Linked DNA regions of Homo sapiens: region 2 is linked to region 1. Evidence: chromatin loops called from intact Hi-C (ENCODE). Cell type or tissue: thyroid gland. All regions are shown on one strand. Links, peaks and the distances in the headings refer to the core of each region. The heading gives the core; the rest is flanking DNA. Region 1 overlaps LOC107984782 (a long non-coding RNA gene). Region 2 has its middle 95 kb from the start of LINC02349.

Region 1 (16,075 bases), core at 6,902-11,901:
TGTAACACAATGTTAAGTATTTGTGTATCTAAACATTCCTAAGGAAACAAATATGGTATTATTATCTTATAGGGCCACCATCGTACATGCAGTCTATCATTGACTGAAATGTCAGTGTGTGCCATGACGGTGGTCCCATTACAGAAGTATGTTAAAATATAATTTTATCTGTACACATTCTGAATGCTGCTGTTAGACATCAGTCTTTACGTCCATGTTTCTTCAGCCCTTTGGTAAATTCCTGAGGAAAAACTCAGGAGAACACCGCTCCCTGAGTTTTTGCATGTATGTAATACTCTGCCACAACCTTTATACTTGAAGATCAGTTTGGCCGGGTATAAATTCCATTGCTTATCATTTATGTCCTTGAGTATTCTAAATATGTTTCTTTATTGTCTTCAGGTTAAAGCACTGTTTTTGAAAAGATTGATGACAAACTGATTTTTTGATTTTTTTCCCCTCTCTTGTGAATGCCAGTATCAATGTCTGGGTGCTCATAAAGAAGTCTTTTCTTTAATTTTTAAGCCAGTTTGGCCACTGTGAATTGATTTTCTCAGAAATAGCATGCCCTTTTTCAGTGCATATTTTTTGTTTACTTTTATTTCAGGAAAGCTTGATTGAATTATAGTTTTTAATATTAATTCTTTTCCATATCTTTGTTTTCTTCTTTGAAAACTCCTATTATGCATGCATTGGATCTTCCCTGTCTAGCTTCTGTATCACTGTCTAATCTGTTTCATCTCTTTTGAATTCCTTTCTGATTTAAAGTTGTGTCACTCTCTTCAATCTCCTATTTATCTAAGGAATTTTGTGTGTTGCTTATTCATGCTTGTGTTCCTTCTCATTTAGACTTTATTTCTGAAATAATGTTTTAATTTTCATTATTTTCTAAGCTTAGACAGGTCCTTTTTCAAAGCTTTTCTTTTTCTTATCTTTTCTTCAGTCATACCATTTCTGAGTTTCTCTAAGCTTATTTGTGTTCCTTCATAGCTTCTTTTACTCTATTTGCATTATTTCATATTATTTTTCATCTCTTCTGAAATATTAGTTTATAATTTTCATCTATTTTGTAAACATAATCTTCTGATTTCTTTGATTGTCTATATGAATATTGTGTTGGTCCTGGTTTTTTTTTTTCCCCCTTATAGTGACTTTATGTGGGATTTGCCTGCAATCATTTTCTGTTGCTCATTTTAAGTGAAACAGGTTTTTCTTTGCTAGAAAGGAAAGATGAACCAGGATAGATTTCATGCTATATTCTGTAGAGCTCTCTTTTCTGTTGTTCTCAAGCGTTTTTGAAAACATATACTCTCATACTTCCTGAGATCCACTGGCTCTGCTCATTTTCCTTTTTCCCTCCTTCTCCTTTCTTTGCCCCTATTTTCCCTAACCTAACTAATTTGGATTCTGCTCACAGAAGTTTCTCCTTCCTGGTGAAATCATCTTGAAGGGAGATTTGGATGATTAGTATCAAGAGTACAGAGGTCCCAGACATCTCTGGCTACATCAGTCTTACCCGGGAATTCTAGTCGGCTAAGCTCCCACCCAGATTTGACTGCTCTCCTTAGATTGGCTTGCTGAGCTTTCAAGTGACTGTCTGTTGTCAGTTTGGGATTGTTAGTCAGTACATCAGAAGTACCTCTTTTACCCCTCTGCCTCCTCCTTACTATAGTAGTCTGGTTAGTATGGCTCAATGCTTGGCATTTGTAGGGACATCTTTTCACTTGGTTTTGTTGTGGATACCGTACATGGTGTTTTGGCTTTGTTATCCTACTCTGACTTTTTTTAATGGGTGTTTCCAGAGATTTAAAAACTATTGCCTTGACACTGCCATTTCCTAGAGTCCTCTTAATACCATTTTAAATAATATAATTCTGGAAATATAACTACTAACTTTAAAAAAAACTACTTACACATGCAACATGGATTAATCTCTAAAAGAGTATATTCGGTAAAATAAAGCAAACATACAAAAAAGCATATGCTGTATGATTTCTTTTATAAAAATTGATGAACAGAAAACTAATATATGCTGGTATAAATTAGAATATGCTTATTTACATAGAAGAGGTAATTAACAGAAAAGCCCATGGAGGAACTTTCTGGGGTGATGAAAATATCATATAACTTGATCTGGTAGTAGTTATATGGGGACATAAATGTAAAAACTTTAGCTGTACATTTTACATTTATATACTTTATTCTGTGTAAATTATACCTCTGTTGAGACATAATAATTAAAATTCATTTTAAAAATGTAATTGATTGATCCCAAAGGAATTTCAAACTACATTCTAGTTTCCTTCAACTTAGCTCAATGCCTAGAACATAATAGGGATTCAATCAATATTTATTAAATGAATGAAATAAGGAACCACCCACTGAAGTTACAAATGACATCATCTTTCACTACTATGTGTCAGCATCTTTTCCGGAGTTGAATCTCTCCATCCAAAATTGATCTCACCATTAGATAATATGTTGATAACCACAAACGGCCATAGTCATTTCTTTTAATTTAGAGAATTTGGGTCATGTATCTACCATATTTTAGGTACTATTTTAGGTACCATTAGGTATAAAATTATGAAGTCAACTATTCCTTGCCCTCAAGGTTTGATATGGTTTTGCTGTGTCCCTACCCAAATCTCACCTTGAATCGTAATAATCCCCACATGTCAAGGGTGGGACCAGGTGGAAGTAATTGGATCATGGAGGCAGTCTCCCCCATACTATTCTTGTGATAATGAGTGAGTCTCACAAGATCTGATGGCTTTATCAGCATCTGGCATTTCCCCTGCTTGCACTCACTCCATCCTGCTGCCCTGTGAAGAAGGTGTCTGCTTCTCCTTTGCCTTCCACCATGATTGTAAGTTTCCTGAGGCTTCCCTAGCAATGTGGAACTGTGAGTCAATTAAACCTCTTTCTGTTATAAATTACCCAGTCTTGGATATTTCTTCACAGCAGTGTGAGAACTGACTAATACAAGGTTCTTACATTATAGTCCAATCTTTTAAACAGTGCTTAATCTATAAATCTTAAATAGGAAGATCTTCTCCTAATATATAAGAAAAATATGGCAAATTATGGACTTTGAAATCATTATTACAAAAAAAATTTGTCAATGAACAGCTACAAAAAAAATCAGCCAAATACTAGACATCATTAGGAAGGAAATACTGAGTAAGAATGAGGATTTGAGTATTAGTAATGCTAGTTGGATGCCGGTGACAAAATACAATATTGGGAGGGGAACATTTGCTTCAATTCTCAGTGCGCCAAAGACCAGCAATTTTGGAACAATAGAAAACAATACCCTGGACATGGTGTTCTCATGATGACTACCTTCAGCGCTGGCTGGACCGTCAGCCAGGTGCCTTTGCATAGTTCCCATTCTTGCCTAATTAAACCAGTGACATCAGGATAAAGAACAGTACATGGAGTTTTTATAAGTGTAGATTCAGAGCAAATAAATAAAGGGCAATATTTCTTCACACAGCTAGGAATCAAAACAGGGAACTTATTGATTCAAAATGACATACTAGCTGAGATGATACCCTGTAAATTAAGAGCTGGATAATATAGACTAAAGATGTATGAGAGGTTGTTTGATTTCTGTTCCTATCCTCTTGATGTTAGCATTGACAATCTTGAAGCTGCTGTTAGGGCATATTTTGAGCTGAAAGGAACATGTGTCTGACCCTGGATCCCGTGTCTTATACTCAGTTAACACTCCATGGGTGACATGAGAGAAGAACTCTTATGAGAATAGGAAAGGGTAAGTTAATATTATTCCTCCTCCCATCAGCTCTTAGAGCCTCTTCTGAAAGGCCAAATAAGCATCTTTTACATTCTACCATTCTCTCTGAACATTAAAATATCCAATACAGGGATAACAAATAAGAAACATCTGTCAAAGGCAAAGGTATCTTTGGTAACTTCTCTTTTTCTGGCTAAAGGGGCAAAGTCACTTGGAAAAATGAGCCAATAGATTAACAAGGTTTTAAATCATTCTTAAGTCAGTACTGCAATTAATTTACTGTCACAAGCCACCAAAATATTTATAGCTATTTTTCAAACCTTAATGCAGATAGAAAGTAGTTTTTACAAATAGCAATTAAATACATCACTGATGTTAATTATAATAATTTGCATTAATGGAGAGGAAGTAATTTTAGATTTCCTAGCCAAAGATCAGAGACTGCTGACTATGCTCTCTACTCTAGGTGAAAAGTATCACTTCAGCCATGTACCATGAGAGTCAAGTGGCTGATATGGCTCTTAGAATTTATGACTGATTAACTCAGCTAGTTACTACACTTCTAAGGAGATCAATTTCAATGATGTGACATTCACTTGAGCCAGTCAGAACTAGTCTGCCTATCCAAGGAGAGACGAGACCTATGCTCTAATCTTGATTCTTCCACTTTCTAACTGTGATGAGCCTGGATACTTGACTTCAGGGAGACTTCATCCATAGAATGGGAACAATAAGAATCATTTTAGCTTCCCCTGCATTCTTTTGATATAACTTCCAACTCTATATAACCCTCTGATTCCAACTTACTGACCCTCAAAAAACAGGGTCAGCCATCTTGAAAATGTGGCCCCAAGAGATGCTGGGTGAGCTTAGTACAACAAATCCTTACCTTCGTTGTGAAAGCGTTTCAAAGCCATCTTGCTGTTCAGAGACAGTGTTCTGGGCTGGAAGGAATAGTTCTTTCCTAATTGAAACAATGGAGTTAATTAGTGGGAAAAAGATGCAATTCCCTAAATTAGGTTCTGGCAAGGACATTTTGATTCAGGATTGCCAAGAAATCGTTAGTGGCCACAGAAAGGCCATTTCTACACTAGCAAAGCAAAATGTACCTTGGCAAAAGCTCCACAGAGTAGTAACAATGAAGGTATTTTCTCAAAACATCAAGCCACACACTGGAGTGTTGAGAATATAATTGCCAAAAATATTTTGCATATATACTTCACTTAATCACAGAAAAAACCTTTGCTAAAGTACAAAATCACCCCCAAATAATTGTTTATTTATTCAGGATGACATAGGACATCATTATACCATATTAGGGTTATTGGCATACTCTCACTAATAATTCTTCTTGAAAAACAAAAGTATAACCTCACTGGCCTTGATTTACAAAGGTATCTCATCTTTACGAAATGAAGAGATAAGAATATATGATTCTCGGCAGCCATTTGGCGGTAACAATAACACTCAAGTGTGAGTTAGTGGACACACTATGGTGACTTTTATAGTTAACACTTAATGATCTTACACTGACATCCAGAATATACGAGTAACTTAAACAAATCAGCAAGAAAAAAAAATCCCATCAAAAGTGGACAAATGACATGGATAGACATTTCTTAAAAGAAGATTTACAAATGGCCAACAAACATATGACAAAATGCTCAATATCACTAATCATCAGGGAAATGCAAATTAAAACCACAATGAGATACCACCTTATTCCTGCAAAAAGGGACATTATTAAAAAGTCAAAAAACAATAGACGTGAAGGTGGATGTGGTGAAGAGGGAGCACTTGTGCACTGCATAAGAACTGAAAGTAGATCTACCATTCAATCCAGCAATCCCACTACTGGGTATCTACCCAAAGGAAAAGAAGCCATTATATCAAAAAGACACCTGCACACATGTGTTTATTGCAGCACAGTTTACAAGTGCAAAGATATGGAACCAACCTAGTGCCCATCAACCAATGAGTGAATAAAGAAAATGTGTTAAATATACACCATGGAAAACTACTCAGCTGTAAAACAGAATGAAATAATGTATTTTGCAGCAACTTGGATGGAGCTGGAGGCCATTATTCTAAGTGAAGTAACTCAGGAATGGAAAACCAAATACCACATATTGTCACTTATAAGTGGGAGCTAAGCTATGAGTATGCAAACACATACAAGTGACATAATGGACTTTGGGGACTCAGAAGGGAGGTGGTAAGTGATCAAAAAACTATACATTGGATACTATGTATACTACTTGGGTGATGGGTACACTAAAATCTCAGACTTCACCACTATACAATTCATCCATGTAACCAAAAACCACTTGTACCCCAAAAGCTATTGAAATTTAAAAAAAAATTTTTAAAGAAAAAAATACTTAATAATCCTACAGTATGTGCAGGCATGGTGTTAAACTTGAGAGAGAGAGACAAGAGAGAAGTATTTACCTTCTAAGGAATCAGCCATATATTTAGAGAGACAATGTCAATAAGGAATATCATACAACAATGTATAATATACATTAGTTCATGTTATACAGATTATGAGTCAAAAATTCTCCAGCTCTTTCCCAAGTAGGAGCCCCTTTTCATTTTCCTCAAGTCTTACAATTAGCTATAGGAAAAGGAGGAAGAAAGAGCTATGGCAATGTTTCTTTCAATCAAATATATAAGGCTTTGAGCACAACCAGATTTTGGAAAATCCTGCCATGGGAACTTATGCAACAGTACAATGGAGAATGGAAAAATTGTGAAAAGTGAGAGAGATTGGAGGAAGACTCACTGAAGTCTGGTTGTAACTAAAAGTTCCCATAACATGAGGCTTATCCACCTAGTTTCTTGCTAAGTCATATTCAAGGGGCCAGAAGGACCAGGAGAGAAGTGATGCTTTCAAAGGCCAAGCCAGGCCAGAAGAGGTTACCCAGCAGGCTTGACAGCTTGCTGAGAGAGATCTAGAAAATAGATCTATTTAGAGGGAGAGATCAAGGAAAGCAACCAAGAAATGCACAGAGAAATGAGACCAAGTGAAGCTCAGCTTCAAGGGATTGGGTCACAAGTAAGAAGCTGGTAAGACCAGAACAGGAGGTATTCAAGGCAAAGTCAGTTAGGCAATTAGTTCAAAACTGAGATTCAAACAATGGCAGGGTTTGAGAGGCCTATTCCAATCTAGTGCCCACTTTGCAGCTTCCATATGCATGTAACATTTCAAAGAATAGAGCAACATTGAAAAACCAGAAGTAGAAAGTCTGCAAAGAACAGTGGCAGAATGAAACATTTTAAAAATAAAATCAACAGCAAATGCAACCAGATTTATCTAATAGGACATTTTGCAATAAAAATCTTTTCACTATCCCAGCCAATTCTTTTCTAGCCACTTTTTTAGACTTCTTCATTGTTTTGGGCTGTTTTATGTCATTTTTATCAAAACTTATTTTCCTAACCTCCCTTCTATGAGAACTTGAATATATAGAAAACCATATGAATTATATTCCAACAATATAATCTAGGTAAAAGGACATCCAAATATAATGTCAAAAAATGGGCCAGATGGAGTCAGGGGTGACCTAGCACTGCTTTTGCCTCATGACATGGACCCTAGCCTTTGACCTCACCATTGCCTCACTGTTCTACCATTTTCATGTGCAATGACTTCATTTGATTTCTGTATTTTTGGTATATTCTCTGCAAATCATTCAACTAGGGACCAATTTCTGACTTCCACGTTATAGCCATCAGAGTATTTGATGTAACTTAAGTCATGTGGTTAACCCCATCCTACCTTCATTTTATACCTGAAAACAAGAGTCTTACATCAGGTTCTGTGTAACCCCATCCTACCTTCATTTTATACCTGAAAACCAGAGTCTTATGTAAGGTTCTGTGTAATGCCCAAGGACAGAACCTAGAGAACAGATCAGGAGGGTTCCAGTTTATCACACCCAACTTGGAGCTATACGTCTTTTAAAATGGATTTTATAGTATTTCTAGCACCGGCAGAAAAATCATCAAATATGTCAAAAATGATTGAATTTGACAGATTTAGTGCCACTAATTAAGGTTAATATTGAATATAACTTCATCATAAAGTAAAATCACCTTTGTTTCATTTGCTTAATGTCAAGGCTCTTCAATTTAACATATATTGAACATCTGCGATGTTTCAGGCCCTGCTAGGTACTGGGAACATAACTATGAATAAGATATTGTTCCCATCCTCAAGTCATTCCCAGTCTAGCAGAGGGAGATGGATCCATAAACCCATGACTAAACTATAATGTAAGACTATTGTTGCAGAAAAAGAGAAATATATATACATATAATTCTATAAGAACAAAAATAAGGAAGCAACTTTTAAATTCTACTGGTATCTAGATGGGAGAAGGAAAAGAAAACTACAGGGAAGGGAAAAATATCTGTCTTTTATTATTAAATTATTTTATCATCTGACCTATCAGATTTACTCATTTCTATCTATTTCATGGGTCTAAAATTCTTTATATATTATGCTATACATGACACTTTTTAATAAATTATCCTATTCCAAGATCACAAAAGCCTTCTGAGTTAAACAGTTGAGAGATTGTACCCATTTTATAGATGAAACCATGAAGAGGAGAGGGAGATGAACTGAAGTTTGGGAATCAAAGCAATCAAGTCCAAAATATTCCAAATTCTGACCCTTTTTTGAGTTTCCCTTGGAAAGAATGGTAAGGAGAACAACAAAACCCCACAAGTCTAGATTCTGTGAGCTGTGAAAACAGATTCTCCTCCTCTGCCATGATCAACCATCAAACCCATCCTCACCCAGCCAGACTTCTGTTAAATGCTCGCTGCCACCCCGAGTTGTAAATTATTTAAATAATTAACAAGCGCTATAGATGTAACGCTGTGAATGGCCTTGTGATCTGGGAAGACAGTTACACCTTTGGAGATCTTTAGCAAATAAACTGAAAACTCGGCTCTGTGAATTTTCTTTCTGCCATAATTAGCAGCAGATGGACGACTTTTATGGAGCCACCTGTCAGCAGGAAGACTCTCCTTACAGTTTCTAGTTTCTAGAAGGAGCAGGATTAAAATAGACCAGCGCCGTTTGCTTCAAGTACTCTTAAGGGTCCCAGATGTAATCGGATCTGCCGGAGACTGACAGGATTCAAGAGGCAGCCACTCCTCATGGCGCTGGCTCACCTGTGAGGCACGAGGCAAGAATAAGACAGAACATTATTTCTTAGCAAGTCTGGGCAGCCGATCATTTCCGAAAACTTGGAGAGCAAGCCGGGAGTCAGCCTGTGCTGTAACGTTCCATTTTACTAACCTTTTTATCCAATTTGAAAATACAAATAGAGCTCTCAGGGTGTAATTAGCGGCAATGACTCTTAATACCTGCTTTCCAAATTTGACCTTAATGGACATTCATTAAAATGGGCTCTGACTTGATAGCCACGTTAGCAGAAAATGGAAAAGTCCATCTATCACTGTCTGTTCCCATTTTCTGCATAATCATTCCTGGAAGAAAGAGGCCTGCAAGTGTGTATGGGGGTGGTGGAATTAGCTAAAGAGGAATTTCAGAAAACGATGGCAAGAGCTGGTGTTTGAGTTTCCCTAAACATCTCTGGTGCCTAGAGAGAGGTGTAGTGCAGAGTCCTGGCCAGCCATGAGAGATGTGGGTGCTCCATCTTGGCCTTGCTGTGTGAGCTGAGGGAAGTCTGTGCTTTTATCACATCTGTAAAACGCAGATAATCATACCACACCTACTGCAGAAGGTTTTCTGGGGATCAACTGGAATAATGTATATAAAAGTGCCTTGAAAAGCAAACTTTGCTATGTAATTGCAGAAGGTTTTTTTAAGAATGACAGTATCAATGGCAATGAGAAGAAGGCAATAAAACAATCATAGGTTTTGGTAAGTTCACTCAGGGGAAATGGAGATGCACTGATCCTATTTTTGCAGAATATATTTTAGATGGGCTCCTCGTATCGGCTGTAAGTGAATGGGGCATGTGTCCAAGACAGGGAGGGGCTGGGGAGGGTGGGGTGGGGGTAAGACTAAGTGGGCACCTGAACATGGAGCAGAGACTGAGTGAGGAAGGAGAGCACGAGACAAGGAGTCCCAGGACACCAGACCCTGCCGGGTCCTGACCATCACTTACTGTCATTTTCCCAGCCTATTTTAATCCTATGATTCTGTGACTTTCTGGTATCAATTAAAGTAAATAACCATTGTTTTACAGAAGGGGCAAAGGGCAGGAGGGAAATCAAGGGAGTTGAGGATAAGTTGGTTTCTGTTTTAAATAGGCACTAGAAGAAGCTATTTGAGGCAGATACTAATTATGAAGCTTCAAAGTAGATTCACTTCCCTGGCCCACAGACTTCCTAATTCCTTTGTCAATAAAGAGTTTAGGCCCACAAGAACAAAAGAGTTCCCCTTGGAGTTTGAAAGAGGCAAATGTTGAGTAAATTAAAGGAAAAACAACTCTACACAGTGGGTGGGCAAGTGAAGGAGCTAAAATACTGAAAAGGAGACACAGGATTGAAATTCACCTAAAAATCTCCAGGGTGAATTTTTCATCCAATTTAATTTGGATAATTGAAGAGCCATCTGCTCTAAGTCATGCTGCCTGAACCTTATCTGATGTGAGATTTGTTTGAAGCTTCTGACCCTCTCTGCAGCCTCTCCAAATTCAGTTTCAGCCTCCGTTCACCAAGCACTTGTTATGTATCAGGCCCTGTACTAGGTGTTTCCAAGAACCTTACTGACTTTAATCTTTTTAATGAAAATACCATAAGGAAAGTATTTATAGTTCCAGTTTTACACAGGAGGAAACTGGGGCTCAAACAAAGTACTTATCCAGAACCAAAAGTTGGGATTTAAACCTAGCTACCCCAAGTTGCAATCCAATTCTTTTTCCATTGCTGCATAGGTGATTGCAGCAAAACCTAGTTCTCCCTTCTAAATGGCCATTTTTGAAAGCCATTTCCTGATTTGCTGACATGCAATTGTTTTCGATTGTTGCTTGGTTATTTTACCTATTTCAATGTAACTTTCTATCATTTAAGTGCAATATTACTTTGTAAACATTTTGGTTATTCAGTGCCCTATGATCATTGTTGTATCCCCTGGGCTTAGGATTAAAGCGGATATTTGTAAATGTCTGATGAAAGACTGAATGATTAGGAGAAACTTAGTCTATGAGGTTGCTCAGATGTGAGGATCCCAGATGTGAGACTGAGAAGAACCAGGACTCAGGTATATTCTGGCAACTGGCCACCTGCAAGGCCCGCAGAGGGTATGCCACCATGTTGTTTTGGGCTTCGGCCCATCTGAGCCACGACAGAGAACAGAAACCATCACATTCACAGGGCACAGCTGAACTTACGAAAAGCCCCTGGTTTGCCTCATGTCAATGTTCACAAATGTGCCTTCCCAGCTCCTTGTGATGGGTGCTATGTCCTTAAGTGACATGCGTTTTTCTCCCTGATGTAAAAATAGCTGAACTTGACATACTGTGTTCATTTCAGTTTAATGACAACTTCAGTTTACAACAAAGTAGTGCCAACTCCAGGCTCAAACATCTTTGTTTGTGTAATGGCAGCATGTAAATGATGCCAAACACAGTCCAGAATCCTGTTCGTAAATTGATTACATTCATTCTTGTGGAAGGAAAGAAAGAAGTAGCATTTACTGAGCACCTATCATGGGTCAGGAATTTCACATGCATTTTCTCATTTAATTTGATGAGGAAGATGTTATTACCTCCATTTTAAAGATAAGAAAACTAAGACCCAGAAAGATTATCTCATTTGACCAAGGCCACTCGTTAGTGAGTGGCAGATGTGGGATTCAAGCCCAGATCAGCCATCACAGTGGAAGCTCCTTCCACACCCCAAGATGCCCCCCGTGGCTCAGATGCCAAAACAGAGCCCAGATGTATTGAGGAGCTATTAGTAAAGGCTGGACTGAGGAGGAAGAAGAGGAAATCGTTTCCCATAAGGTCATAGAGATACCATGTTCAGAACCAGGAGCTATGCCAAATGGTTTAGATTCTGTGCTAACAGCTATGTCACTTTGGAAAAGTGGCTTCGCTACCCCTGGCCTTAATTAAGTTACCCATGTGGGATGCAACAGGGATGGTGGTGTTCAGACTTTCTCTAACTCCCTCCTTCTGCCTACTCCTGGGAGAATATCCCCTTTTTCAAGTAGGTGAGCTTTGGTGTCCATTGTGCTTACTGCTAAATGATGTTTCCATAGAAAAATGTAAAGCTTTTTCATATCTAGCTGGCCCCTATACCATTTGCCGCTAATGGATCTGAAAGTGATGGCCCTGACCAAAGGTCCAGCTTCAGCTCCACCCTTGGAAAGAGAACAGAGTAACAACAGAAGGCAGAAGGGCTGAAGAAAAGGAGGCTCCTGGCCCAGGCTGTCCTGATGAATGGAGGGAAGGGAGGGTGGCAAAGGCTGAATGAAGCTGGGCAGATCTCTTCCATTTCCCTATCCATGGCACGGGGCTCCCAGGATGGTGCCAGCCTCCTGCAGGGGCTAGGGCAAGATGATAGTCATCTTAGGATAAGAAACCTGTGCTCTGTATGCTCTCATAGCACACTACTTCATTCTCTCTTTCCTTTTCTTCTGGTAAAAATCCAACTTACTGTCCCAAAGTAAAGGGAGGGGGAATTTGTCCATACATAGAAGGTGTCACCTCTGAATCTCTGAGTTTTCTTCTTCCCTGCATCTTAGAAGATCGTGGATGGAACTCTTTCATGATCTTCTCCAGACTTTGAAGTGACATTGCATTGTATCTGCCACCATGGTTTTGGCCAACTTAGATCTCTGCATTGGCAAATTTCCGCTATGCTTCCAAAAGGCAAAACAGAAAAGGTCTTGAAAAGCTGGTCGGCTTCTTTCCTCCAAATCACATCTGAAGGGAATGGAGATGAGGCGTTACCTTGTCACTGGCCTTCTGCCAAAAGAAGCTGACTAAGGGAGCAATCAGATGTCTCTCTGCAAAGGCTGCGCTCCAGTGGGCATACTCTCTTGCCCCCTGATGCCGAGGACTTCTCATTCAGGAATAGCCGCCTCTGAGGAGATACTTCCCCTGCACTTCTGGAACTTCAGGGGATCACTCTGCCCCGTGACTGGATCTCCCTTCCAGCGCACAAAGAATGCCCACCGCTGAGCTGCAAGAGCTGATTATTTCTTCATAAAACATGAGATTTGTGCAGAGGTTGGTGGAGAGGCAGAAGGGGGAGAAAGGGAACGTTTGTGAAAGGGAACATAAATAGTTAATTTGATGATGATTTAGAATGACTCTGGTTGCTGTTTGAGATAAAAAAGCTGCAGTGAGTTCAGAAAATACTAAAATAGGGCCTCATACAGGCATTTCATTTAGATTTAATAAGATTCATTATTAAGAGCATATTTCATGACGATTAAGAATTCTGACAGTCTCCTATCCCCCAACTTTAATGTGCACCACAAAAATTAAAATACTTATTTATACAACTAATGTGTTAATAAGTTCATTTTGAGAAATTCTCTGAACTTGTACAGGCCTTAACTTTTTACACAGGAAAGACAAAGACTCTGAGATGGTAGGATGTGAAAGCCAGAGGCAAACTTATGAGAAACTGCAATCAGAGTCCCCTGCCCGTAACTGAGTTATCAAAAAAAAAAAAAAAAAAAAAAGAGTCAAGTCCCCCGTCTCCCTCCATCTCTTGATGGACACACACATGCACATAGACTTGTGCCTGTCAGCTGCCACCTCACTTCCTCTCTACTTTCTCAGGGCTGGGGGCACTGAGGCCCATCCCCCTAGCCCATTCCCTTGCCTCCAATCTGCTCCTGAGCTGATCTTAATTGGAAGCAGGAAGAACCAAAATAGCCCACACCCTGCTTTAGGAAGTTCCTAGTAGAGAGACAGTCTCCTCGCACCCAATCATCAAGCTGCTTCCTTTGCAAGAATGCCTGCCTTACTTTCACCATTATTCCATGAACAAGGAGCAAGCTCTGGGGTGTGAAAGCCCCTACACACAGCCCCTGCCATCTCCAGGGCTAGCCCATAGCTGAGTCTGCAGGACCAGCCTCCTGCCTCTGTCCCCGCCAACTGGTCTGGCTGGTTTCCTTGACTAGTCCCCAGCTTGAGGCTCCATTGTGAACTCCAGTGTGCTTGATGGAGGCCCTAGTTTTTTATTTCTCTCCTCCCAGGGACTGACTCAGCATCCCCTTGTACTCCTAGGCACTGGCTGGCCCCTGCCAGATATGGGCAGATCTCCACCCATTTGCTCAGTCAAGGACTAAACAAAGAAACACTAAACTCATGTAATCCAGATTTTGAATACTAGCCCTGCCCCCCAGTGGCTGTGGGATTTAGGTAAGTTCTCGAACGTTTCCAAGTCTCAAATTTTCCCTAAAAAATAACGCCTACCTCATAGGCTGTTGTGAGCATTAAATAAATTGATCTCAGTAAAAATGTTTAGCACAGAAGCTCCTGATACACAGTAAACACCTGGTCAATGGTACCTTTTAATATTACTAATGATAGCATTTATCAATGATTAATCTAATATTTGGCCTCCCTTGCTTAGTGTTCATTGCTCTATCCTTTGCTGAGCTGTCTTTTGGATTTGAAACCATTTCTTCAGCCACCATCTCACTGCAACATGGCTTCCTGCCAGCCTTCACCATTGTGATGTTACCAAGGTCCCAACCTGGTTTGCATCCTGGGACCACCTGAGTTACTATCACAAAAGGGTTCCTTCTTCTTTGCTATTCCTGTCATCAATCTGCAAACCATGGGCCTCAGCACCGGCTCAAATGTCTTGACTTCTCCCATAGGACCTCACAGAGTAGAAACGTAATGCAGTTTGGCTGTTGAAATGTATTTAGGCTTTCCTGCCACAGCCCTGGGCCCTGGTGCGCCAACTGCTGCAGCTCTCCCCAGTAAATGTTCCCTTCCTTCCCCAAGTTCATGTCCTGCTCCTTCTCTGCATGCTGTAGTTATTTCCCATGTTTCTTTTGGTTTCATCTATGCCTGTGCACATCCAGTGATCTTCCTAGCCCTGGCTGAGCCCAGCTGGTGGCATCCAGGACTGTAGTGGGTTAAATGGTGGTCCCCAAAAGATATGTCCATAACCTATTTGCCAGAACCTACAAATGTGACCTTCTCTGGAAAAAGAGTCTTTGCTGGACTCTTTGTTTAGGATCTTGAGATGAGATCCTCCTAGACTTAGGCTCTAAATCCAATGACAGGTATCCTTATAAAAGAAAGGCAGAGGGAGATTTGCCACTCAGATATACAGTGAGAAGGCCACATGAAGACAGAGGCAGAGACTGGAGACATGCATCCCCAAGCCAAGCAACTCCTGGAGCTACCAGAAGCTGGAAGAGGCAAATAAGGATTCACCCTTAGAGCCTTTGGAGGAAGCCCTGCCAACATCTTGGTTTTGCACTTCTGAACTCCACAATTGTGAGAGAATAAATTCCTATTGTTTTAAGCCACCCAGTAGATGGTCATTTGTTGCGGCAGCCACAGGAAACTAATATAAGAGCTAAAGACATGTGGGTCGTTAGTCAGCAGCTGTGGTTACATGAAGCTATGAAATGCCCAGTCTTCCAGCTCACCAAAGGCCGATGAAGGAGAGCTCAAGTAACTCACATGAGCTAGATGAGAGGGCAGGGAATGCCGCTACCAACCTGGACTCTGAGGAGTAGAGTATGACAATGGCACATATGTGCACCTTGTAAAGAAGGCTCCTATGGGGAAAACATGAAGGTTGACTTAGAAATATTTAGATAAATGGTGTCCATTTACTCTCTTGCCCTAATCCCCACAGATATTAGGGCAGGCTGGCTGTGGAGACAGCAGCCAAGCTCAAGTATAGAGCTCTGTACACCAGGGTTTTTCTCTCTAGTGGCATCACAAGTTTGGGGAAGTGAGTTTACATCTCTGAAATTCAGTTTCTTCATTGTAAAATGGGACAATTAATACTTCGCTTGTGAGTTAAAGGTTAGAAATAGCAAAGGACCTCGCTCTGTAGAGATACCTATGTTTTTCACCAACATGCAGTATAAGGGATATTTTTATATTATTAATATTTTCAGGTATAACAAGACCTACCGTTTCTTGTACTTCATTTTTTTCTTGCTCCTTCCAAAGAAAAGCTAGAGAGGCTGGTAATTGAAAAAGTGATAAAGTATTAATTCTACATTAAGCATTTAAGAAGGAGGCCTCTGTGGACTTCACACATGGCCATTATCAAGAGCCATAGAATCATGAAATGTTAGTGCCAGAGAGTCTTTAATAACCACCTAATTCCAGT
Region 2 (16,075 bases), core at 6,597-11,596, 190 kb after region 1:
AACCTAAGATAAAAATACCATAAAAATAACCATGCAGGCCACAAAGCAGCTTTACATCTCCCACTTCATTTGCCCCTTCACAGCCCAGGACAGTGAGAACTATAATTATCCTCCAAGAGGCAGCATGGCACGGCAGAGCCAGAATGCTGGCTTCAAAGCTCACGCTACGGCTCTACTAGCTGTGTGATTTGGGCAACTTATTCAACCTCTCTGTGTAGATAATTATAGTATCCACCTCATAGGGCTGCTGTGAGAATTAGATGAGTTAATTCATGAGACCCTTAGAACATGCTTGGCACAGGGTAAGCACTCAATACATGTTAGCTGTTATTTTATAACTGAGGCATAATAATGAGGTAAAGAGATTTGGCCAAGGTCACCAGCAACAATACAGCAAAGTCTACACCCGTGCAACTTCAGGTTTCCTGGGAAAAGGAATCATCTGGGAAAGGTAGTTAGGACATGCAGATTCCCAGGCCCCGCCCCAGATATTCTGATTGGGTGGGTCAAGTAGACGGTGCCATAGGAGGGCAAGAATCTGCATTCAGAACAGGCTCTGCCCAGGTGATTCCGATAGAGAGGATCAGCAGGGGACAGCCTGGGGAACCCCAGCTGGGACACAGAGGCTCCTGCTGCCTCACTGGTCTGCCATCCAGGAGACCGCAGGGGCCCCCGAACCTCCTCTTCCCAACTCCTTGACCAATAGCCAGGCCCACTGATGGCTTCGCAGGGCAGCATAGCCCCCTACTCCTGACTTACTATGCATTTTTCTTTCTCTAGTTTCCAAGGTAAAAAGCGAGGCAAACCATTATCAGAGAGACAAAGAGTTCTCTCCAAGACGAAGAGCTTTAAAACCAAGCTGCACTTCAGAGTGGATTTTACCACTGGGTTCCGTAATGGAAATGCTGACATAATCTTAATTATGAGGGAGACTTTCCTTCAGATGGAAATGCGGTGACCTAGAAGGCTCCATTTGCAAGTCCTCCTGACCTGTAAGAGAAGATGCCTGGTGGAATATTTTGGGTAATATATTATGCATCTACTTATCCTATGATCCCCATCTGTGGGCTTAGCAAGGCAGTATTTTGAAGAAAGGGAGAAAAAAATATGAACACCAGGCTTGAGAACACTCGCCTGGATCAGAGACCAGGGTGAGCTTTCTACTCTGCAGTGTTTTGCATTTCATATGAAGCAAAATCTATTTCAGGTGCTGCTGAAAATGCAGGAAAAGTACCAGTGACTAGAGTCCTAGGAATTAAACTGGCCTCAGTTCAGAGACGCAGAGTGGTCTCATACCATCTTTTCTGCATATTCATAATTTGTCAATGTGAAGAGGTCTTTGCTACCAAGAAAAAAAAAAAAGAAAGGAAGGAGGAAAGACAGACAGGAAGAAGAAAACGTTCCTTGGGAACTATCATCTCATACGAATGAGGTGGCTCCCTTCACACCAGCCCCGGGAGGCACACACGTCATCAGCCTCTGTCCTCTAGCATTTGACTTAATGCAATCTCTGCCAGGCATTTCTCGCCAAGATATGAATGGTGTGGACTCTAGGTTGAATATATTACTCAGAAAACAAGGCTGCCTCCCCTGAGAGTGGGGCAGTATTTAGATATTTAGCTCGTGGCTAGGATAAGAGGGCAGGCCCCTAAGCAGGAATAGAAGGCTGCAGTGACTCAATTTCTTAGCAGAGATAAAGGGTAAACCCTTGAGGTGGTGCCCTCCTGTGGAGCTGAGTCACCTGCAGGCTTACATGTGGCTACGATTGGCCATGAGTTTCTATCTACCTTCATCTCATTCATCTACAGCAGTGGTAAATCACCATGATATTTTTTTTTTTTTTTTGAGACGGAGTCTCGCTCTGTCCCCCAGGCTGGAGTGCAGTGGCGCGATCTCAGCTCACTGCAAGCTGCGCCTCCCAGGTTCAAGCCATTCTCCTGCCTCATCCTCCCAAGTAGCTGGGGGTACAGGCACCCACCACCATGCCCGGCTAATTTTTTGTATTTTCGGTAGAGACGGGGTTTCACCGTATTAGCCAGGATGGTCTCGATCTCCTGACCTTGTGATCTGCCTGCCTCGGCCTCCCAAAGTGCTGGGATTACAGGCATGAGCCAGCGCGCCCGGCCACCATGATACTTTTTTAAAGCACACAGTTTCATTTGTTTTGACAAACATATACACCCATGGAGAAACACCCTCATCAGGATACAGAACATTTCCATCCCCACAGAGTGTTCCCTCATGCCCTCTTCCAATCAATCTTCTCCTCCCCAGAGGCAACCATGCTTCTGATATTTTTTACCATAGATAGTTTCACCTATTCTAGAATGGTAATATCAGTGGACTCATATAGCATGGCCTTGTTTGGCCTCTTGCATTAAATGTAGCATTTCTGAGATTCACCATGCTATCGTGTCAGTAATTCACTCCTGCCGTAGACTGAATGTTCATGTCTTCCAACATTCAAATGCTGAAGCCTAATTCCCAATGTGGTGGTATTTGGAGGTGGGGCCTTTGGGAGGTGATTAGGTCATGATGGCAGAGCCCTGAATGAGATTACTGCCCTTATAAGAGAGACCCCAGAGAGGCCCCTCACCCCTTCTACCATGGGATGACACAGTGGGAGAAGTTGCTGTGAACCAGAAAGCAGCCCTCACCAGACACTGAATCTGCTGGTGCCTTGATCTTGGACTCCCAGCCCCCAGAGCTGTGAGAAATAAATTTCTATTGTTTATAAACCACCCTCTATGATTTTTTTTTTTTTTGAAACAGGGTCTCACTCTGTCACCCAGGCTGGAGTGCAATGACACCGTCATGGCTCACTGAAGCCTCGACCTCCCAGGCTCAAGCAATCCTCCTGCCTCAGCCTCCCAAGTAGTTGGTACCACAGGTGCATGCCACCATGCCTGGCTAATTTTTAAATTTTGTGTAGAGATGGGGTCTCACTATGTTGCCCAGGCTAGTCTCAAACTCCTGACCTCAAGTGATCCTCCGCCTCTGCCTCCCAAAGTGCTGAGATTACAGGCATGAGCCACCACACCCAGCATCTGACCACTGTTTAAGTGTTGGCAGCTCACTCGACAGTCCCACTTCTCGCGAAGGCATCTGTGTCCCCGAGCAAGCAAAGCCTTTGGTTTCCCGCAGGCTCTGCTATCTACAGCAGCTCTTCTTCACACCGGCTTTCAGGATCCCGGATTTGTAGGGAGCTCTTGGGTTAACTTCTTGCCCCTTCTCCATCCTTCCTCTCAGCAGTGCCGTGGTTCTCATGGGAAGCAGGAATTTCCCCATCAGCCCTTCCCCATCCCCAAATCATTAATGACCTTGACTGGTGGACGTGTGTGAAGCAGGCAGGAGTTGTAGAGGCACCGAGAGTGAAAGGTTTCCTGAGCTCCGGGGAGAGGGAGCAGGGAGGATGAGGGAGGGCACGCTTTGAGGCCCCCAGAGTCTGTGCTAATTTATCCTTCCTCTCAAATTGCCTCCAAACTTCAGTAATAAGCATGCTCGTAGTTTGCTGATGAAATACATTCTTCCAAAGCAATTTTAAAATAATCGTACTGTATGCTAAACCTTAAAAAAAAAAGAAAAGAAAAAACCCTGCAGCCAAGTCATTCTAGACTGAACGGCAACGACAGAATTTCATAATTAGGAAATGCGGTGTCATTTCTGAACGTTATTACACCTTTGAAAAACAGTATCAAACCGAGGACTGAATATTTGATACCCGATTGATTTCAGATTTCAAGTCAACTGCAGCAAAATAATGAGCTGCCTCTGTCGTGAGCTGCTGAGCTCCCGCACGGAGGGTCTGGGAGGGAAGGCTCAAAGGGGGCACAGAGCCACAGAGCCTAAAGGCCTCTGCAACGAAGCTGTGGGGCTGCTGGGCTGGTGAACAAGCAGGATCCGCAATGTCTTGCATTGATGTTTTTGCCCAAGGGGATGTTTTTGAACCCAGGCTTTATTTTAAGTGCCCTTCAATTTTGCTCAGCGATGCTAATGCTGGGAGTCCGGGGATCAAAGTCCTGGACTAGAATTGGCTGGCAGCCCCTGTCACTTATCCAGGGCTGGCCTCCACTGAGGTTAGATGGGGTACGTGGTATGGTTCGTGGGCTGGGGATGACCAGTGGTGGCCTTCCTCCTCTGGATACTCACCTTCACCACCAAGCTTTCCACTCACTACCTCTATATCCCAGGAGAATTTCATTCATAAAATTGGAGCATCTTGGCCTGGAAAGGGATGGCATGCCATCCTTTTCAACATTTCCCTCGAAGCCAGAATCTCCCCATGGCATATCCGAGATCTGGCCCCTCAGGCTCTGCTGCTAGAATTCACATCACCTTGTGAAGCCATCAATTCATGGAGCCACAAAAGTTAGAAAAGGCTCATTTCTCCTCACCCAAGGTTTACTTCCATATTACAGCTCTTCCAATACCTGGGGACAGGTGCCTGTAGCACATGGATTAGTATCCTATCCATATGATATAGCCTTCCCACTACAGTGTCCTCATCTCTGTGTCTAGGCTCCCTCAGAAGCCTTGGAAAGACCCCTGGGCATAGCCCTTAGTCAATGAGGGTGGGTGTCGACATACAAATGTCCCAGTCCTCATGCCTTGAATGGGATGACTGAGAAGCACGCTCTATACCACCTCCCAGAGTTTCTCTGCAGTGTGAAGCCCCAGTTCATCACAGTGGGAGCTGGCTGGATAACACACCCTTTACTAGCTGCTTCCCTGCCCTGGATCCCTTCCCCACCCTCTTCCCGTGTTCTCTTTACTTCTCAAATAAAGCACGTGGACCCAATCCTTGTCCCAGAGTCTGTTTCTGGAGAGCCCAACCAAGACAATGCCATATTTCAGTTCTCTTCCCCAAGCCCAATATCCCTGATGCCTTCTCCTATTTCTGATGTGATATTCTCAGACTTAGAATTACCCTGGCCAAGCTTCTCCGTAGCCATCTCTCTTTCAAAGTTCTCTCTTAAGATTTGAAGCCTAGGACAAGAGACGGTGCTCCCAGCACATCTATCCAATGCAATGCAAGTCCTGTCATTTCTTTTGATCTCAGCACTATACTGCTCTTCTGTCTTAGGAATGGATTTGATTTTCCATCATCTCACACTCTTGGTTTATAATCTTCTTGTTAATATGAAACTCCCAGGTCTTCTGACTTGAACTGCTAATGCTCCTGGCCTTATTTCACTTTGGAGTAGATAAGCATGCTCTCTGTGCCTTTATACAAACATTCAATGTCAATGTTAGACAGGGCAGGCTCAAAAATATGGCCCTACAGTGTATTACTAGAGACCCAAGGTTGCCAGTAATTCATTAATCAAATCCTATGGGTACAAGTTGATTGGCCCACGACACATACATCTAATTGTTGTCATCAAATCCACATTTTCTCTAGTAGGTCAGGGATATCATGAGAGTCTTTGCAAATGCCCTGCTGAAAGCCAGACCCACCATTTAACAGACTGAATGGAATTAAATGAAATTCCAGGATCTTTCAGCATCCCGCCTTGTCCTGTCTCCCCTTCTTTTCCCATGCTCCATGGAATTACCTAATTCAAGCCATGCCAATATGAAAAATGGTTCTCATACCCTTCATTCCCAGGTTCTGACATGTCCTCATTATCTTTTTCTGGTAGCTGTTAACATAGGAGCCCGAGAAGAACTGGCCAAGGGCTAAAGAGAAGGGGTCAGCCAACTTCTTCTATAAGGGGTAGATAAAATATTTTAGGCTTTGAAAATCAGAGGGTCTCTGTCATGGTGTCTAGTCTACCATTCTAGCAGAAAAGGAGCCACAGACAATATATAAACTAGTGGGTATGGCTGTGTTCCAATAAAACTTTATTGATGGACACTGAAATTTGAATTTTATATCATTTTCACAGGTCACAAAATAGAAATCCCTTTTTGTGTTTTTTTTTCCCCTAACCATTTAAAAATGTAAAAAACCATTCTTAGCTCACAGAACCTACAAAAACAGCTGGTGGGCCAGATTCAGCCTACAGCCATTGTTTGACAACCCCTGCTGTACAGTAAAAGAAAGAGCACGAGATCTGCTAATGACCTGAGTTCTTTTATTTCCAGCTGTGGGATCTTGGGCACGCCCCTTACCCTCTGACTCTGCTCACTTGCAAGTGTGGATGATATGGTGAAGGCAGGCAAGGCTGGGCCCAGGGTTGGGATGAGGCACCCAAGGCACAGGTGCACAGAACATTTTAAATCCTTTACCCCAGGCTGGCTCTCTCACTGCAACCCTTTATTTCTAAATGCTACCACTGGCTTGCAATTTCTTCTAAAAATTGACTAGGGCCTTATATGCAGTATGTTCCTTTTATGAAAAGCCAAATAGCTAGTCTGCAGTGCTCTGACCCCCCTCTGGCTTTCCGTGTTCTAAAATTTCAGACAGGGGTTCAGTGGTCACATCTCCAGGAATTTTCAGTGCCCTGAGCTGAAAGTGGTCTCAGCCCATAGGCTTGTAGATTTAAAGGTGCTTGGGGGCTCTCTTCTTATCTTCAGCTTCACATCTCTTTAATATGCTTATGTTTTACATAGCCCAGGTTAGAGACACATCTCCTTGATCAGTAAAGAGGAAAGACAAGTGATCTGACCCTACTCTACTGAACACCCCATCTGCGACGATCTGAATGTTTGTGTCTCCCCAAAATTCATATGTGAAAACATATTCTCCAACATGATGGTGTTTGGAAGTGGGGCCTTTGGGAAGCAATGAGGTCATGAGGGCTATGCCTTCTTAAGTGGGATTAGTGTCCTGAAGAAAGAGGCTCGAGCAAGCTCCCGGCCTCTTCCACCACGTGAGGACACAGACAGAAGACCGCCATCTATAAACCAGGAAGGGCATCACCAGACACCAAATTTGTCAGTGCCTTGATCTTGGACTTTCCAGCCTCCAGAACTGTGAGAAATAATTTTCTGTTGTTTATAAACCACCAAGTCTATGGTATTTTGTTATAACAGCTCAAACAAACTAAGCCACCATACATCTACTGCACACTAATTTTTCAGCGTCCCCACCACGGTCTTTAGATGACTCTTCAGCCATTTCTCAGCTTTCCCAGCCTTCCTGGGACTCATCTTTCATGATCACCATGTTCTTGTATTTGCCTTTGGCCACATGCTCCTTTTGAGAATTAATTTTGTGTGTCAACTCGGCTAGGCAAGGGTGCGCAATTGCTTGCTCAAACCCTGGTCCAGATGTTGCTGTGAAGGTATTCTTTACATGAGATTAACATTTAAATCAGTAGACTTTGAGTAGAGCAGATGACCCACCACAATGTGAATGGGCCTCGTCCAATCCACTGAAGGCCTTAAGAACAAAAACAAGGTTCTCCGAGGTAAAGGCACTCTCCCCAAGACTGCAACACAGAATCTCTGCCAGAGTTTACAGCCTACTGCCCTGTGGAATCTGAACAGAAGATTGCAACAGCAACTCTTATCTGCATCTCCAACCTGAAGGCCTGTCCCATGGATTTCAGACTTGTCAGCCCCCACAATCATGTGAGCCAACTCCTTAAAATGTGTGTTTATATGTGCATCCTATTGGTGTGTTTCCTTGGAGAACCCTGACTAACCCACTCCTCCTCCCATCTTTTGCAGGGCTATGCTAGTTTTTTAAGAGCCTTCTTTATCTCTTTCTTTTGGGTCATTGATGAAACACAAACAATGGCATTGTAGAGTCTACTGTCCTTGTAACTCATATAAACTTTGAAGACTTTGAAAGGTAAGAATTACTACCCCCTCTCTTGCCTTGTTTCGACTTGCTTTTCCTCCAGTGTAAATAACATGCCTCACTTCATTCTCAGCTTGCTTCCTTCTTAGATTCTAAGATGAAGGCCACTTTCTTCTGGGATCTTTGTCTTTTCCTACCCACACATAAATTCTTTCTGGTCCCAATGACCAGTTTTTCTCTTTGCTTCTTCTCCTCAACTTTTGGACATAAAATTGTCAGCAAGGCCAAACAAGAATTTATGTTTTTAGCAGCCTGAGACTCCAGCTGATGACCAGATGGTTGAAGTCTTCCTTTACTCCTGGATCTTGCCTCATGCCAGTTTTGTATTCTGCCTTTAAAAAGTATTATCCATCCACTCCTAAAATAGCACTGCCACTGCTCTCCCCACACAGTCCTTCTCTTCAGGTTGAGATTTGCATTCCAGTGAAAACTTGATAGACTCCCGTCTCCCTTCTATGATTTCCACTTCTACTGCTGCTGTTAAATGCATTATATGTTCTTCCTTTTGTATTCGTCTGTTCTCACGCTGCTAATAAAGACATACCCAAGACTGGGTGATTTATACAGGAAAGAGGCTTAATTGACTCACAGTTCCACGTGGCTGGGGAGGCCTTGAAATCATGGCAGAAGGTGAGGGAGTTGCAAAGTCATGTCTTATACGGTGGCAGGCAAAAGAGAATGACAGCCAAGCAAAACGGAAACCCCCTTATAAAACCATCAGTTCTTGTGAGACTTATTCACTACCACAAGAACAGTATTGGGGGAACTGCTCCCATGATTCAATTATCTCCCACCGAGTCCCTCCTACAACATGTGGGAATTATGGGAGGTACAATTCAAGATGAGATTTGGGTGGGGACAGAACCAAACCATATCACCTTCCCATTAATATATTCAATTCCTGAGTCCCAGAATCAGAGAATTTCAGGGTTAGCACAGATCATCAGACCCTGGGACCCCATCTTCTCTGAGAAAACTCCATCAGGAGGTTTGAACACCTTCAGCAGCTAGAAACTCATTTTTCCCATGCAAGGTGGCCCCTTCTGTCTCTGAGCACCTCTAGCTCACCTGGATTTGCAGCAGCGGCACTGCTGGGCAGCCTGGAGGGAGGGCAGGAAGCATGCTCACAGCTGGAACAGTCAATACATGTTCTCCAAAATATGTCTTTTCAGGCCTAAAGGTGAATAAAGAAGGTAAGCAAAAGATGGGGGCTTTCTGTGTGTTAACTTCCCCTGTGATAAAATCTGCCCAGGCTACCACTCGGCAACACCTATAGAATACATGTTTCTCCTTTGTTAGATTTTTTTTCACTTTGTTGCTCAATCTCTATTTACTGGTATCTCTAAGGTCCTACAGATTTTCCCTGTCGCCACTAATTTAAAAGTAAAAGGATGGGCAAAGAATTTAACAAGGATGTTGCAATCCTTAATAAAATTTTGCAGGATTGTCAAGAAATTTTTGACCAACAAGACAAGTGATAGTGAAACATTCTTTTAAAAGGCAAATGTAGCCAACAGCTGCACTAATCAAAGCAATAATGACACTGTAATAAACAAAAAGATCAGTGGAAAAGGCAAGAGGGGAGAAAAATATGTGAGTCTATGTGGGAATTTAATAAATGATAAAGGTGGCAGCTTAAGTCTTGGGAAAATGGGATATCCCTCTGAAAGAAAAAAAATGATACCGTCTTGTGATGGATTAAAAAAAACTAAGCATTCCTAAAAAGCATAAAATTTTAGACTGCATTCGAGAACAGTTTTATAACATTATAAGGAAGGTCTTCCTAAGGGAGAAAAAACTGAAATGACTTCACAGATTTTAAAAGATTTTAAAATTAAAACCTTATTTGGAAAAGTAAAAAAGAATAACAGGCTATAAGGTTCAAAGTGTATCTCTTACACAAAAAGAACTCTAATACATTTATAAGAAAACTATTAGTACTTTAGAGGAAAACCAGGCAGAAGATATGAACAGAAGAGGTAATTCAAATGGCCAGTAAATAGATGAAAAGATGCTCAACTTCGTATCAAAAAGATGGTTAGTGAGATGCACAGTGAAACAACAAAATACAACTTTTCATTGAAAGGTCCAGCAAAAAAAAAAAAAAAAATGATAACACCTAGTAATGGCATGAGTGTAGAGAAAAGGAGTTGGAAAAATAAATTGCCACTACCTTTCTGGGTGTCAGTTTTGCAATATTTACAAAGTAAAAATGTGGATGAATTCTGATTCAGACACTTCTAAGGAAATATTCAACAGAACATTTGTACACATGCATAATGATATGTAAAAAAGGTTTAATGAGGTGTTGCAATAACAAAATGAAAATAATAATATCTGAGTAAATTACCAATAAGGGATGGGTAGGAAAAAATATGTTGCAATCATATGGCATGCTACGCAGAAGTTAAAAGAACAAAGAAGATCAGTATCCAATGATCTGGAAGGAAGAATGTTTATACACATTTTTTAAAAAAAAATCCATTACAGACCAAAATGTACAGACTGATTGCATTTGTAAAGACATACCCGTATAGACACAGATCCACCCACTTCAGGTGGGAGAAAGTCAGGAAGGATGCCCCCCAGACTGCTACCCCACCACCCCAGAATAGTGGTGGGACTATGGAACACTTTCAGGTTTTTTGTGGTTTTCTCTATTTTTCAACAAATGTGTTAAAAAAAAAAAAACTTACTACAATACCTGGCACAAAACAAATGATCAAAAGACAGTAGCAATTATCTTGACCATTACGGTGTGCTGTGCCCTGGACAATTCCCCTTGTGTCCCATTCTTGAAGCCAGCTCTTGTTTTCCAAACATTTTTCTCTTCTTAGTTGGAAGCAGAGGTGAATTTCCCACCTTCCCATGAAGACTTTATGACTTAGGACTTCACTCCCCTTCTCCCTCCCCCACCACCCATATGGTACACATCCCTTCAGCTGGTGTTTATTTCCTGTGTATCCAAAGAAATGGAAACAACTAATGGGGTCAATGACTGTGGCAGGGTCCTTATGCCATGCCAGGGATACCCTTTAGGGTGACAGCCGCCCCCAGAAAGGCTATGCCAACACTATCCATGGCAGCTTTGGGGCCCCAGTGAAGCCAACCAACCACCCACCATTTTGGGCTCTTGCTTCTGAGGTTTCCCTGGGCACTAAGGTAACCAACTTGTCCCAGTTTGTCCAAGACATTCCCCCATTTTAGCACTGAAAGTTTTACATCCCAGGAACCTTCTCAGCTTCATGCAAACCCAGACAGCTGGTCACCCTTGTGGGTACCTGCTATGTGTCTGGCTGTTTGCTAAGCAGTGTTTCGGGGGAGAAACGATATGAAGATGAACAAAACACATTCTCAAACCTCAAGGTCTCCTTACGATGCAAATGAGGACACTGGTGAAGAACTAACCTGCCCTGCTGTGATTCGTCTTAGTGGAGATGCCGGCCACATGCTCTGGAAGGGAAACCGCAGAGATGAATTCTGCCTCCAGGGAGCTGGACTTAACGTTCTCCACGCTATGGGCAGAGGCTGTCGCTGGGAGCTCAGTTCCAAGGGCTCCAATTATCTTTCCCTGGTCTCTCCTGTGCCTTGTTCTTGCACCCTCCCCCACTCCCGCCTCCCCAAAACTCCCCTCCTGGCTTGGCTTCCAGGGCCCCTCCCAGGCACCTCAGAGCCCTTCAAAAGCATCTCCTCCAGTCAAGCCAGCCAACACTGGTGGGGAAAAAACGCAAGGGTCACAGTAGTCCCGACTTTCTGGGTCCCTCCTGAAATAGATCCCTCTGAAGGCCACCCTGAGGACGTGGCCTTGGCGATCGGTCCTTGGGCTCCAAAATATCAGCTGGCCCAGCCACATCCGGCCTCCCATTTGGAAGCACATATGCGCCACCTCCCAGGGGTGAAGACCAGCTTTCTTTAGTAAGCACAGTCACAGCTGCCGCCCTGTGCCTCCAGCCCGGGCGGCCATCTTTCCCGGTGAATCCCTCACCTCTTCCCGGTGCTCAGAGTGCACGGGCCCCCTGCTGGTCTTCCTGCTTAGCCGGGGTTCTCAGCCCCAGGTTCCCATTAGAATCACCTGGTAAGTGTTTCAAACATAGCAACGCTGGTTCCCCTCTCCCACCAGACCATTTAAATCCAAATCTCAAGAGAGGAGCTCCAGCATTAGCAGCCTTTAAAAGCCCCCAGGTGATTCAAATGTTTGGCCAGGAATGAACGCAGGGCCTAAAGCTGCAGTGCTTCGCAGGGGCGCCACCAAAGCTCACTAAAGCCTCGACCTCCTGGGCCCATGAAATCCTCCCACTTCAACCTCCCAAGTAGCTGGGAATACACTCAGCTATTTTTTTTTTTTTTAATGTAGAGATGGCGGGGGGTCTCACCATGTTGCCCAGGCTGACCTTGAACTCCTGGGCTCAAGTGATCCTCCAGACTTGGCCTCCCAAAGTGCTGGGATTACAGGGGTGAGCCACTGTGCCTGGCCACGTTCTGCTTTGTTAAAGGGTAAACTAGCCCAGGTGTGGTAAATATAATGCTCTAGGGTGGAGACCAAGCACCTTGGCTCCTGCTATCTATTAAGTAAATTACCTTAAGTAAATGTGGCGAATGACAGCATTTACCATCAAGGGCTGTGGGAGAATTCAGTGAAATAATAGAGGTAAAAACACCTAGCACAATGCATGATGTGTACCGAGAATATCAGAATGTTAGCTATCGGCCAGTTACTCTTTAGTATGAATGAGTAAATGGTGGGTGCCCAGCAAGTGGTCTTGAAAGGGGAGCAAGGATGAGGAGCCTCCTGTCTTAGGGAGGAGCACCCTGACCAGGGGAAAAGGGAGGGAAGGACTGAAGCCCAGCTTTGCTGATGTCATAGATTTGGCCCAAGGATGTAGTTTGCACTGATTGCTTTGTCACCTTTTCAGGTCACCTTCCCTCTCTGGCTGTCTCATTCTTGAAGGCAACAGCATTATTGTCCACTCTTTAACCCAAGGTGGGAGAAGAGATGAGAATCAATGCCTTTTCTAAGGAGAATTATCAGCAGGCCTTTGTTGGTGGGGGCTTCTCATTCCTGGTTTGTGAGGTCATTCTTGTGGACAAACAGAATAAACCAGAATTTGGCCCGCCAGGGACCTCGAGGCACCAGGCCAGTTCTGAGCTCAGTTTAATTTCACCAGCCACAAATCTTTCTCAATGTCATCCAACACATTACAGGCGCTTAATGAATATTAAACAATAACAATAACAAATCATTGTCTTCAACCTGCCGAGCCCCCTCTTAGTACTAATGCCAGAACTTGGTTGGACACTTTTGGGAGAAAATCCTGCCCATCTCCTTGGCATCCCAGCCCTGCACCCAGGGGCAGAGAGCTCACAGGCTACAGTGAGGACAGGTCACCGCCCACAGCAGGGGGGTAGGGCGTAGGGAGGAAGCAGGGAAAAGATACACGGCAATGGCCCCGAGCTGCTGCCAAGCATGACCAGAGCCTCTGTGCCTGCGGTCGGTCCATGAAGCCTGCCACCATCAGCCAGAATGCCTCCTCCTGCCCAGCCACCATTGTGACCCAGCTCCCGCCATCCAGGAGGGCCAGACTCCACCTCACCTGTCAATGCTGAGCTCTTGGTCATGCCACCTGCATCAAGAAAGAGCTGATCAGGAGGAAGCACTCTCCCCTGTGTACCCTTGGACCTGTTCGAGTTCGGGCCATGCACACATATTATCTATCAAAAAAGCTACATTTAAAACACTTTAAAGGGAGGACTGAAAAGCTGCATGTAGGTGAGATAGGTCAGACAACTGTGTTTTCATAGCAAAGCTGGCCACTGTGGAGGGAGGAGAGGTAATGCAAATATTTGTTGAATTTGATTTTCTTCTTCATAGTTAACCTGAAAAAAATCCTGGTGGGGCTACATATGGCAACGTGTGTTTTGTCTTAGGTCCCACCCCTTCTATGTGTGGATTTCCAAGTCAAGCAGAATCTTCACCCATTACCAATGAATGTGCCCCACCCTGGCCTGGACTCCTCTTTCTCCCGCTATGCACAGGAAGGAGGATGGAGGATACAGGAAATCATTCAAGAAGAAAGATTAAAAAATAAAAGGTTCAGAAGAGGCAGGAAGCTAGAGAAACCAATGTGAAGAAGATGGAAAATGGGAGAACGTGTCACAAAGAAACAGCAAAAAGAAGAAACCCAGTGTTAATTAGGCCCCGGGGCCCTCAGTCACCCACGGTAAGTGGTAAATTAACTTCTCTCCGCTGCATCTGGAATGGTCCTAGTTATGACTATGAGAGCATCGAAATAAGTGGACAGGTGCATCCCGCAGATGCAAGTCCAGCCGTCCTGAAGCAGCAGAGCCTCTCACATGCTGCAGGACAGACACAAGGAGCCTCCAGCCCAGCACCCAAAACCCAGGAAGTGCCTGATAAATACTTGTTGATGGGAATGAAGAGCAGCCAGGCATCTGCAGATTTGAGAAATGCCAGGGATGGTTGCTGTCACTCAGCCAAGGGATCCAGAGAACCAATGAGGCCTAGATCTAAAACCCATCTGACTGCCCCAATTAGCCTGGAAGCTCCAGGAAGTCAGCGACCACATCTCAGTCATCACTGCAGCCCTGGCCCCAGCCAGGGCCTGGAACAGGAGGCATCTCCCCGTGTCATCTGACTCTGCAGGGAGGTGGGCACCAGCGCAGGCTGAGGGGACACTGTGGGGAGGGGACGCTGTGAGTGTCCTCACCTGGAGCTCCAATGGAGAACACTGAGAGTGAACCACAGGCAGCCAAGGCCAAGGCAAAGCTTTGAGCAGCACAAGGAAGCAGGAGGAGTCGTGGCCCTCTTGGCCCTGCCATGGGGCACTGCGGGAGTGCACTTCGGTTTGGAGGTGGTGGGGGTAGGGACACCCCTGAGGTATTTCCACCCACATTGCCTATGTTGCCCAACCAGCTAGATGGCCACCTCGCGGAAACTAAGGAAGCTGTGGTTTGTGTGAAGGGAAAGGTGTCAGGAAAGTGTGGCACCCCACAGGGACCCCAGTGTGGGGCAGCCGCTGGGCCCCACCGGGAATAGGAGACTGAGGAAGAAGGCCTGCAAGGTCAGAGCCCACTGATTTCAAAACCCAAGTGGACTTCATTCCTGAAAGGTAACGTCATGGCCCCGTGGTGAGGACGGATAATCTGTCCACACTGCCAGTTGCTCCTCACCTGAGGGGAGAGGCTCGGTGACAGGGGCAGGAAAGGGACGACTTGGGAGCTACTGGACAGAGCTGGCACTGGACTGAGCCCACGGAGCAGGCTGTCTGCACACACTACCAGGTCCCAGACACACCAGCTGCAGCCACTAACACTGGCAGAGCCCAGCAAGGGAGGCAGCAGCAGTGGTTTTCCTCCTTCCGTTACAGATTTCTCAATCAAGGCCCAGAGAGGTAAACTAATCTGCTCAGGGTGGCCTGGCTAACAAAGGAACAGAGAACGGTCTCAGGTTTCTTGCGCTGCTCCTCCTCTTCTCGGCATCACACTGCCTCTCCCAGGGTGGAGGCGTGGGCACTCGCCCTCACTCTCTCCATCTCTCTCCCAGCAGATGCTTACAGGGTGCCCCGTTGTGGAGGGCACAAGCTGGGCACTGCGAACAGAGCGCAGCCCCTGTCTGTGTGACCCACAAGGTCCACTGGCCCTGGGGTGGGGCACGGGGCAGCATCAATCCCTAGTGGTCTTGGCTTTCAGTCTTTCAGAGCCTCCCCTGGGGCACTGCCCCACCTCTGCCGAGAGTCCAGCGTTCACTCATCCTCCCCCAGGGAACTCGAGGCTTGGGGAGCTATTAATAAATACAGTTTCCCCTCCACACACCTTCATCAATCAAGCGGCAAGAACCTGGGGTAAGGCACAGCTCCAGGAAGCCCCAGCTACGATGAGCAGATAGTACCTGGGCAGGCCTCCTTTGCACCCCTAGGCACCAGCATGGACCTGTCTTAATCACCAGGCCCCGAAGAATGACACAGGCCTCCACAGCTCAGGGAGCTCCTACAAATGAGGGCTCAGGTCAGCTCTAAAGACAACTGCCCTATGCCCTAGAATCCTCTTGACAGAGGCACAGTCCTTCTGTGTCTCTGAAGGTCATGCCGTCCTTCAGGTATTGGATTGCAGTTTCTAAAAAGACCTAGGAGCTGTATCTCAGGTGAACAGTGCTCCCAGCCAGGCAGCCCGATCTGAGCCGGAGGCCACAGCCACGTCTCCCTCATCTTCGTAGACCCAGAGCCACAGGTTCACCTCTGAGCTTTGTCACCACCTACCCCTTCCCTGGTGGCCACAGTGACATGTCTCCCAGCTCTTCCCAGCTCCCTG

Evidence for each region. Peaks named below come from ENCODE experiments on the same cell type or tissue, not always from the same donor. Only the 100,000 strongest peaks of a DNase experiment are listed, where the experiment ranks them.
Region 2: it touches region 1 in a loop (2.3-fold over the local background); 2 of 110 quality-filtered maps call a loop at or near these places.

Annotation. Positions count from the first base shown.
Region 1 is chr15:61,630,766-61,646,840 of GRCh38, forward strand. It overlaps LOC107984782 (a long non-coding RNA gene), which reads right to left. Exons shown (of 4, transcript XR_001751569.2): 2 at 4,650-4,724. Among named protein-coding and RNA genes, the nearest start is that of LINC02349, 91 kb to the right of the region's middle. RefSeq lists an enhancer at 9,889-10,517. In thyroid gland, for the core only: no CTCF peak of the experiment used is centred there; a DNase peak (open chromatin) is centred at 8,936.
Region 2 is chr15:61,816,473-61,832,547 of GRCh38, forward strand. No RefSeq gene overlaps it. Among named protein-coding and RNA genes, the nearest start is that of LINC02349, 95 kb to the left of the region's middle. RefSeq lists enhancers at 11,140-11,641, 11,642-12,141, 14,141-15,006, 15,007-15,871. In thyroid gland, for the core only: no CTCF peak of the experiment used is centred there; no DNase peak of the experiment used is centred there.